Regions from separate parts of the Homo sapiens genome. Here region 1 is linked to region 2. A link is a loop called in an ENCODE intact Hi-C map of the cell type or tissue named here. Cell type or tissue: IMR-90. All regions are shown on one strand. Each heading gives the region's core, and the rest is flanking DNA. Links, peaks and the distances in the headings are about the cores only. Region 1 overlaps XRRA1 (X-ray radiation resistance associated 1). Region 2 overlaps POLD3 (DNA polymerase delta 3, accessory subunit).

Region 1 (5,382 bases), core at 319-5,318, 260 kb after region 2:
CCAAAAATATGACTCATTGGTATCCCTGAAATGCAAGGAGAGAAAGCAAGCAATTTGGAAAACACATTTCAGGTTATCATGCATGACAATTTCCCCAACTTTGCTATAGAGGCCAACATTCAAATTCAGGAAATGCAGAGAACCCCTGTGAAATACTACACAAGAAGACCATCCCCAAGAAACATAGTAATTGGATTCTCCAAGGTCAAAATGATAGAAATGTTAAAGGCAGCTAGAGAGAAAGGACAGGTCACCTACAAAAAAAAACCCATCAACTAACAAACAGCAGACCTTTCAGCACAAACCAGAGGAGAATGGGGGCCTATAGTCAATCTTTTTTTTTTTTTTTTTTTCTGAGACAGAGTCTTGCTCCCGTCATCCAGGCTGGAGTACAATGGTGCGATCTTGGTTCACTGCAACCTCCGCCTCCCAGGTTCAAGTGATTCTCATACCTCAGTCTCCCAAGTAACTGGGATTACAAGCATGCGTCACCGCACCTAATTTTTTGTATTTTTAGTAGAGACAGGGTTTCACCATATTGGCCAGTCTGCTCTTGAACTTCTGGCCTCAAGTGATCCACCTGCCTCAGCTTCCCAAAGTGCTAGGATTACAGGTATGAGCCACTGCGCTGGGCTCAACATTCTTAAAGAAAAGAATTTCCAACCAAGAATTTCATATCCAGCCAAGCTAAGCTTTGTAAGTGAAGGAGAAATAAGATCCTTTTCAGACATGCAAATGCTAAGGGATTTCATTACTATCCGACCAGATATGCCTTACAAGAGGTCTTGAAGGGAGTGCTAAACTTGGAAAGAAAAGACTGTTACCGGCCACTACAAAAACACACTTAAGTAAATAGACCATTAACACTATAAAGCAACCACATGAACAAGTCTGCATAATAATGAACAAATCCTCACATATCAATATTAACTTTGAATATAAATGAGCTAAATGGCACAGAGTGATCAGTTGAATAAAGAAGCAAGACCTGATGGTATGCTGTCTTCAAGAGACCCATCTCACATGTGATGACACCCATAGGCTGAAAGCAAACGGATGGAGAAAAATCTACCAAGCAAATGGAAAAGAGAAAAAAAGCAGGGGTTGTTGAAATTATTCTAAACTCAGACAAAACAGACATTAAACCAACAAAGATTAAAAAAAAAAAGACAAAGAAGGATATTATATAATGGTAAAGAGCTCAATTCAACAAGAACTATCCTAAATATATATGCATCCAACAGAGGAGACCCAGATTCAAAAAGCAAGTTGCTTTTAGAGACATATAAAGAGACTTGGATAAACATACGATAATTGTGCAGGACATGAATACCCCAATAATAATATTAGATCATTGAGGCAGAAAACTGACAAAGATATTAATGACCTGAACTCAATACTTGACCATATGGACCCAATTGACATCTACAGAACACTCCACCCCAAAACAACAGAATATACATTCTTCTCAGCTGCACATGGCACATATTCTAAAGTCAACCACACAATCAGATATAGAACAATCCTCAGTACAATTTTAAAAAAAAATGAAATCATACTAACCACACTCTTGGAGCACAGCACCATAAAATAGAAATACTAAGAAAATTGCTCAAAACCATATAATTACATTGAAATAAACCTGCTCCTGAATGACTTTTGGGTAAATAATGAAATTAAGGGAGAAATCAAGATATTCTTTGAAACTAAAGGAGAACAAAGAGGCAACATACTGATACAGGAGGTAGAAAGAAATTATTTAGGCAGATAGGGTAAAAGAGTCCTCAGCAAAGCTTCCCTTTTAGCAAGAAGCAGCCCAAGAAATTATTTTTTTCTAACAAAGAGCAGCCTGAAAAACTGAGCTGAAAACATAGATAAGCAAGCTGGAAGTTTGCATGGGGGAATGCCAGCAGTTGTGCCAATAGAAAAGGGCTACCTGGGAGCCAGGCATGTCCAACATGGAGGCTCCATCTTTTCTTTTTTTGTTAATATGTGTACAGTAAAGGGATGGGCAACATGGTGCAGGCCAGGCAGAGGACCTGCCTGCATATTAGAAGATTAGTATGGGGGCGACCATTTTTTTGTGCCCTATGCAAATGACAAACCTAGTTCTAATGAGTTTTTCATACCCTATGCAGATGGCACACCTGGTCCAACCAATCTTTCACACCCTATGTAAATCAGATACTGCCTCCTCATCAGGCACCTATAAGAGCCCCTGCATTTAACCACAGATCTGACAAGCCATTTCTCTGGGATCCCCCTCTCCAGCAGAAAGCTATTCTCTTTCACCTATTAAACTTCCACTCTTAACCTCACTCTTTGTGTGCCCAGGTCCTTGATTTCCTCAGCCATGAGACAACAAACCTCGGGTATCACCCCCAACAATGAGGCCACTTCATTGTGGGGCCCATCTGGGATCCAAGGTAGATTCATCAGAAGGGTGAGTATAGGAGCAGACCCCAAATCTTTACTTTCATTTTGGGGCCTTCTGCCCTCCATTTTAAAATAAAACCAAAAACATTCGGTGTCTGATGGCCACCTAGATGCCCTTAGGGAATGCCACCCATCTCAAGACTTAGACAACAGGCTTGCTCGGGAGAACTTAGTGAATCCCTCGGTACCCTCAGGGTGCTGGGAATGTTGACTGTGTTTCAAACCAGTTTCCTTTCATGGAGAGCCTAGCTATTGCATGGGGCTGGAAGAGGTCCAGAGGCAACTGATAGTTCCTGGCCAGGGCTACACCCAGGTGTTACCCGAAGGCTTCTGGATTAACCTCAGACTCTGACTGCCCACTGAGCATCAGTAACAGGATCTCCAAGCTTTTCCTATTGCATTTTTCCTTCTTTCCTGTCGACTGCCATGTCTCCTATCCCCTCTCTGTATGAAATGCTGTGGGAATTTTTACACTTCAGGGAAATAATCCTGTTAGATAGCATCAGCAAATGCCATAGTAACCAGGAATATAATGCAAAGGATTGCCATTTTTGTGATTTTCTAGGAATAGAAAGGATCTCCCTTTCCCTGGCAGTGAGCATCTCTCTCCCCGCTTGCTCTGGAGATCACATGGTATTTCAAGGTCTACAGCACCACCTAGTGGAATAGAAATCCTCTCCATGAGGTACCTTGTCAGCCCTTTGCCTAAACACTCTAGTTTTCCAATTCTCCTCCCCTTTTGTACTCCTCTACTAGAGGCCAGGCTTTATGCTCCTTCTGTGAATGGGAAAACTCAACAATGAGGAGGAAAATGCCCTCCAAAACCAAATTTTAGTTTTGATATTGTCCCATCAGCAGGAAAACCACCATTCAGTTCCTACATTCTTTTAAGGCACTTATTCTGCCTCTCATTAAAATGGTACTTAAATAGTAAGGGGATGTAATGTCTTAAAGTTAACCAGAACCACTGCCTAACAATAAATATTTTAGTCCAGGCCATAATAGCAGTATAGAGCTCAACCCAGTACACTCTCTCCATTAAAGGGCCTTGCAAATACAACTGTTATATAGTCTTTCCCAAGAGCCATCTATCAGGTAGCCACATAGATCACAGAAGTTAGGAAGTCAAAGGGAAATCACCAGTGGAGGATTAGAGTTGCATGGGTGAGTGTGACTAAATCCATCACTTAGCTTCTCTAGATCCATGCCTGAGGGACATGCCTGCATCCAAGAGTAGCACCTTTTAACAGATGCCGAGGCTCAGGGAACCAAGAAGGGAAAACAGTTGGGGGATGCTCCCATTGTCTTCCTGTCTACCTTGGGCCATTCTAAAGGAAGGAGGGGAATAAGGGACTCCTTGTCTCCCCTAGCTTTCTAGCCATCTTTAGCCTGCACCCCGCTCAAGTGCATTCTGAAGCACTGAGACTCCTTTAATCCTGAAACTGCTTTTGCACAAGGGCATGGCCTTCTTACTAGACCTTTGCATGCACTGGACAATCAACCAAGCTCTTTTAGCAGTCATATCAGGCAATCCAAAAGGTAATGATTCCCCAAAACTAAAAAAGCAACTTCAGGCAGCTATTGAGTGTCCCGGCTCTTCCTGTCCCCCTTATTTAGGGCCCCCTCCAACTGTGCCATCAGCTCCTCTAGTTCCACTATCTCCAAAATTCCCCACTCCCCCAGCTTCACTCTTACCCCTGCAGGAAATGACCAATGGAGGTGATGCCACTAGGGTTCAAGTTCCTGTCTCATTGCATGACCTTAGGCAAATAAAGGGATACTTAGGCTGATTTTCTGATGACTCCGATAGGTATAAAGAAGCTTTCCAAAATTTAACTCAGGTGTTTGACCTCTCATGGAGAGATGTTATGCTGCTCCTAAGCCAAACCCTAACCGCAGCTGAAAAGCAGGCAGCTCTGCATGCATCAGAGAAATTTGGAGACAAGCAGTATGTTTCTTACAGTAGGCCAAAAAGGAAAAGAGAAAATAGGGAAGGTGAAGAGATAGGGGAACCATCATTCCCAGTAGAGAAGAGAGGCAGTACCTCTTGACAACCCTGATTTGGAACCCTGATGACTCCACAAATGAATGGAAAAGGAAACACTTATTAATGTGCATATTGGAGGGCCTATAAAGAACTAGGAGAGCCAAACCTCTTCATTACTCTAAACTGTCCAAGATAAACCAAAAGCCAGATGAGAATCCTGCAGCCTTTATGGAAAGGCTGAGAGAAGCACTAATAAAACACACCTCCTTATCCCCTACTCAGTCAAGGGACAGCTAACCCTCAAGGACAAGTTTATTATACTGGCAGCTCCCAATATTAGAAGGAAACTGTAGAAGCAGGCTATAGGACCAGATAGCACCTTGAAAAACCACTTGAGGGTGGTTACCTTGGTCTTTCATAATAGGGACCAGAAGGCGGCCCTGGAGAAAGAGAGGAAACGCGAGAGAAGGCAGAGGCTCTAGTAGCTGCTTTGCAAACTTGCAAAGTCCAGGATCCCCAAGGTGTATCCATTAGTTGCTACCAGTGTGGCAAGTCAGGGCACTTTAAGAAGGAGTGCCCAGGCAGCAAGTAGAAGCCACCCCAACCATGTCCAGCCAGTGGTTGGGACCACTGGAGATCAGACTGCCCCTGGAGATGGAGGTCACTGGGTTCAGAACCAGTCTCACAGATGGTCCAACAGGACTGTTGGGTCCTGGGGTTCAGACCCCTGGCTCCAGCAGCTGAAACTGTCATTACTGCACAGGAGCCCCAGGTGATTCTGAAAATTGAAGGAAGGAAGGAAGGTGGACCTTCTTCTAGACATTGGAACCAGCATCCCTCTTCTCCCTAATCCCCTTTTCCCATAGCATGACCATGATGGGCATCTCAGGTAAAGTTCTAACCTGATATTTTTCTCAACCCCTTAGTTGTAGTTGGGAGGACCTATTATTTACTCATGC
Region 2 (5,382 bases), core at 256-5,255:
TTTTTAGGAGTGCCAGTTTTAAGAGAAAATGCATTATGAGAACATTAATAATCCCAGCTCAAACTTATGGTTACACTTTTTAAAAAACTTATTTGATGTTTAGATTGCTGTTTTTTTTATGTTGTGAATTTTGGTGGTTCCGAACATTAACAAAAATATCTATTTGCTTTAGACAAATACACGAGGTTTAGAAAAGCAAAACCTGTATTATTACCAACAATTTGATTACTGAAAATAAGATTTCTTTGCAGTTCTTTGTCTGTAGGATATGTCCTGCTAAGGATGCACAGTCATCCTGTATTTTAGAATCACTTGAAATAATTCCTCACTGTACTGAAGCCACCAATTCAATATCTAGTTCAATTCAATTTTTTTTTTCCATTTTGCTTTCAATTGATAGGTTCCCTCCTTTCCCTTAGAGGTAACTGTTACATTGAGTTTGCCTTCTCCTTCCATTGTTTTTGATATATATATATATATATATATATATATTTTTTTTTTTTTTTTTTTTTTTTTTGAGATGGACTTTTGCCTGTTGGCCAAGCATTGGAGTGCAGTGGCGTGATCTCAGCTCACTGCATCCTCTGCCTCCCAGGTTTAAGCAGTTCTCCACCTCAGCCTCCCGAGTAGCTAGGATTACAGGCGTCCACCGCCACGCCCTGCTAATTTTTTTTGTATTTTAGTAGAGACGGGGCTTTGCCATCTCGGCCAGGCTGATCTTGAACTCCTGACCTCGTGATCCATCTGCCTCGGCCTCCCAAAGTGCTGAGATTACAGGCGTGAGCCACTGCGCCTGGCCTGTTGTATATATTTTTAATATAAGAAAATATATATTCATTTTGCCTCTCTTTGTTAGATAAATGTTTTCATACGTGCAAACTATTTTACACTCTGCTTTTTTTTACATAACAGATTCAGAGCATCACTCCACAGCAGTTATAGAAATATTCCTCATTAATTATTACAGCCACATAGTGCCACATTGATAGATATACCTTAGCTTATTCAGCAATCCCTTATTGGTAGTTGTTATTTATGATCTTTGGCTATTACAAATATTAATAGTGCTGTAGTGAATAGCTTAGTGTCTGTGTGTTTTGTATATTTTTGCTAGTGTGTTTTAGGGTTACATTCCTAGAGTAGGATTGCTCGGTCAAAGGGTGAGTGCATGTGTACTTTTGTTGGATGTTGCCAAATATCACTCTGCTTCTTGTTCCCACCAACAATGTATGAGAGTGCCTGTTTCCATATAGCATTATGTTATAATATGTTTTAGGGCTATTTATATTTCTTTTTCTGTGAACTGTCTGTTCCTACCACTTGCCCTTTTTTTTTTTTTTCCTTTTTTGAGACGAAGTCTTACTCTGTCACCAGGCTGGAGTGCAGTGGCACGATCTCAGCTCACTGCAACCTCTGCCTCCCAGGTTCAAGTGACTCTCCTGCCTCAGCCTCCCGAGTAGCTGGGACTACAGGCATGCACCACCATGCCCAGCTAATGTTTGTATTTTTAGTAGAGTCAGGTTTTCACCATGTTGACGAGGGAGGTCTCCATCTCTTGACCTCGTGATCTGCCTGCCTCGGCCTCCCAAAGTACTGGGATTACAGGCATGAGCAGCCACATCTGGCCTTTCTTGCCCATTTTCTAAAGAGTTGTTAGTCTTTGTTTTCTTTAATTTTAGAAGTTGTGTATTAACCCTTTGTGATGTAAGTTGCAGTTTTTTTCCGCTTTATCATTTGTTTTTGTACTTACGTTTTTTTTTCATTTAAAAGTTGCTTTTTTAAAATAGATTATTTCAGTTATTTCTGGATTTTGAATTATACTTAGGAAATGTTCCCTCTTTCTTAGCTTATAGCAGGTTATAGAATTCACACATGTTTTCATGTGCATATATGTGTTCTTCTCTTTTTTTTGAGACCAAGTCTCACTCTGTCACCCAGGCTGGAGTGCAGTGGCACAATCTCAGCTCATTGCAACCTCCGCCTCCCAGGTTCAAGTGATTGTCCTACCTCACCCCCCTGAGTAGCTGGGATTACAGGTGCCTGCCACCATGCCCAGCTAATTTTTGTGTTTTTAGTAGAGACAGGGTCTCACCATGTTGGCCAGGGTGGTCTCAAACTCCTGACCTCAGGTGATCCACCCACTTCGGCCTCCCAAAGTGTTGGGATTACAGGCGTGACCCACCACACCCGGCCTTATTTTTTACATTTAAATCTCTAATCCATTTAGAATTTATTTTGGTATATGATGTGAGGAACAGATCCAATTTTTATCTGGTTCCATGTGATTATACAGTAATTCTTATTAAATCACTCACTAAAAAGCCTTTGCTCACACTGATTTGAGATGCTGTATTTTTTTAATTGTAGTACTGAAATCTGTGCTAGATCACTTTCCTTAACCTTATTGAGAAGTTTTAAGATAAGCAAATTATTATTTTTTTTCCTGAAAGTAAGCAAATTAAAAGTGAGTCTGACTTTATTAAATTATAACATATGTTTTAAGGAGTGCCTGGTGTTTTCCTAATTTCACATCCAAGCACAATTGAATTATTGGAGCAAGGAAACTAAAATTGCAGATTCTTACATTAAGCACTAATAAAGTGTTATTTTCTTACAGTGCCACAAGGTTGCAGTAGTGAGAGAAGATAAATTGGAAGGTAAGTGTTTTAGTGACTTAGCAAGTTTTTCCTCTTATGGCATCAGTGTAGGTGCAATAAAAAATCTGCCTCTAACATCTGCGTATAATATATTTAGCTATTTAACTGAATAGCCCAATATTCATTTTATGAGTAGTTTTTAAAGCATGTTAAAATATGATACTACATCTGCCTGACTTCCCATTTTTAGGGCCAATAGTTGCTGACATTTATAAAGCACTTTTATCACAGAATTTCAAAACTCGTGACACATGCAGAAACTGTTATGAATACCATATGAGCTACCTCATCAACTGTGAAAAGACAGTGGCAGTTTTTTTAGGAAACAAGTTAAAGAATGCTTTTCTGGAAGTCAGAAAGACTTCTAAATAACTTCTAAATTAAATTTGTCTAACTGTTTCAAGACTATCAGTGCTACCGTTGGATTGTTTAAAAACCCAATTCAAAGGAATTTAATAACAGTCAGGGTCCTCATGATCTTGGACCTATATCTCAAGATAAAACCTGTACTGTTGTACTTTGTATATAAAGGCTCCTTGGCCTGCAGGCCCCATTTCACAGATTGGGACTGAGGAGGGTGGAGGGCAGCCACGCCAGGGACACAAAAAATATGTGTATTTTAAAAAGAAAGAGTTCCTGTCCATGGGGGTAGGGTGGGGGTATTTTACCAAATTTAACTCTGAAGTATTCAGAGTGGTGGGTTTGTCCACTTTTTACTTTCTGAATTCCCACAGTGTTAAGCAAAGCAAAATTTCTTTATTCTGTAGATATGTAATGATGATCTACTATGTGCCAAGCTCTATACTAGGCACTGGGGACATGGAACAAGTTAGCTGCAATCCCTTCCTTCGCGGAACCTAACATTTATTCTTGTGGTGTTCTTTTGTGTTTCTCTTCCGTAGACTTATCTAGTTAGTAGTGTTTTTATTACAGAGTTGCTTTCTCTAAACTAAAATTGAAATATATAAATGAATATTCTCAGATAGAAATTACTTAGTACTCTTTAATTATATGCTATAGTGTAAGGCTCTTTTCTGACCAAAAGAAAAAGATCATCGTAGTCATCATCAATCATTAATATTTACTAAGTGTCCACTGGATGAGTGATACCCTCTCAGGTGCTGTCCTTAGAAATGACTCACCACCACCTACCTTGTCATAATGTCCCCATTGCAGACAGAAGAGTTGATGTTTCACTGTATATGTGGCTGTGTGGCCTTTAGAGTTTTTTGGACCACCACAGATTACAAATGCTTTAATGCAGAAGGGTTTCTTGTTAAAGTCCCCACATGCTATGAAGTTTGTGTATTAACTGACTGCTTTTCCTGTTGACTTGTAGCAGTGAAGTCCAAGCTAGCTGTGACTGCCAGCATCCATGTGTACAGCATCCAGAAAGCCATGCTAAAGGACAGTGGGCCTCTGTTCAATACTGACTATGACATCCTTAAAAGCAACTTGCAGAACTGCAGCAAGTAAGCGTCTTAATGTTCCTTGTGGGCTTCTTTACGAATTGATTTTGTAAGATGTTTACACAGTGGCTGCCTCTTAAGAGTGAATGCCAAGTCTAGTAAAACCCCATTTATCTTGCAGTAAGAAACATGCCTGGTTTTATTAGTACATCATAAGGTGAAAAATAGCAGCCACAACCCATATTGAAAACCCCAGTGGACTCTCCATAAATCTATTTCTCATGTATTTATCCTGTCACTGCCACCAGAAATGTTTGTCGTGCCCTCTCTAACTCCCTTACCCAGTCTCTGCTTGTCTAAATCCTACCCATCCTTCAAGAACCAGTTCAAACGTTGTCCTTAAAAAAACAGTTCCTAATTTGATATCCCTCTACTTTTCATCCAAAAGCAACTTTTTCTTGAGCTTCCATAGCCAGGATCAGGTTTTTTTTTAAATCTTTTGTATCCTTAACAGCACAAGGAGGTAACGGACTATAATGCGTGTACATTTTGGAAATTGGTGGTCACAGGCTTGATTTGTGGCTTTGCTGCTTAGTAGCCCAGTGGCATTGGACAAATTACTTAAACTCTTTGAGCTTTGGTTTCTTTGCCTTTAAATTCAATGTAATAATGTCTCCTTTGTGGGGTTGTATTGATAATTCAGATCAGTTCCCCAGACATACATTGAGCACCTACTACTTTGACAGGTACTGAGCAAAATCATTTGAATTCATTCAGCAAATAACTCATGAGTACCTATGACATACCATACAGTATAGAGTGAATGTGCCCGCGTACCTTTTCATGTAACTGATGGGAGACAGGCAGTTATGGTACAGTGTAAGAGTACTGTAATAGGAGGAATATTGGGGGAAGATGTTGGCAGGGGCACTTATCTCCCACTTTTGGATGGATAGAGTGAGGGGACAAGACTGTTATGACTTATGACACAGAAGGTTATGATATCTCAGTTGAGGCCTGAAGGCCCAGTAGAAATAGCCAGGCAAAGGAAAAATGAGAGACTAAGGACAGAGCTAAGAGAGAAAACATGCTTGTGCAGAACCATGATCGTTTTCTATGGGTGCAACTTAGAGTGAAAGGTAGGAAATAATTAGATAGAAGACTAAAGAGGCCAAGCAGGAATTACATTATGCTTTGACTACTAGGATAAAAATTTAGACTCTATTCTGAGAGCGCTGGGGAGCCACTGAAAATATTTAAGCAGATGGAGTGAAATTATCAAAATTGCATTTTAGAAAGATTGCTCTGGTTGCAGT

Evidence for each region. A loop is a pair of places that touch in the nucleus more often than their neighbours do. Peaks named below come from ENCODE experiments on the same cell type or tissue, not always from the same donor. Only the 100,000 strongest peaks of a DNase experiment are listed, where the experiment ranks them.
Region 1: a loop joins it to region 2, with 4 times the contacts of the local background. A loop is called at or near these places in 3 of 110 quality-filtered maps.

What each region holds. Positions count from the first base shown.
Region 1 is chr11:74,867,584-74,872,965 of GRCh38, forward strand. The region is part of intron 10 of XRRA1 (X-ray radiation resistance associated 1); the gene reads right to left. Among named protein-coding and RNA genes, the nearest start is that of XRRA1, 79 kb to the right of the region's middle. In IMR-90, for the core only: a CTCF peak has its summit at 3,107 (motif pointing left); a DNase peak (open chromatin) is centred at 3,088.
Region 2 is chr11:74,608,882-74,614,263 of GRCh38, forward strand. It overlaps POLD3 (DNA polymerase delta 3, accessory subunit), which reads left to right. Exons shown (of 12, transcript NM_006591.3): 4 at 2,618-2,657; 5 at 3,997-4,129. Among named protein-coding and RNA genes, the nearest start is that of POLD3, 19 kb to the left of the region's middle. In IMR-90, for the core only: a CTCF peak has its summit at 2,631; DNase peaks (open chromatin) are centred at 2,660 and 2,890; H3K27ac peaks cover 250 bases.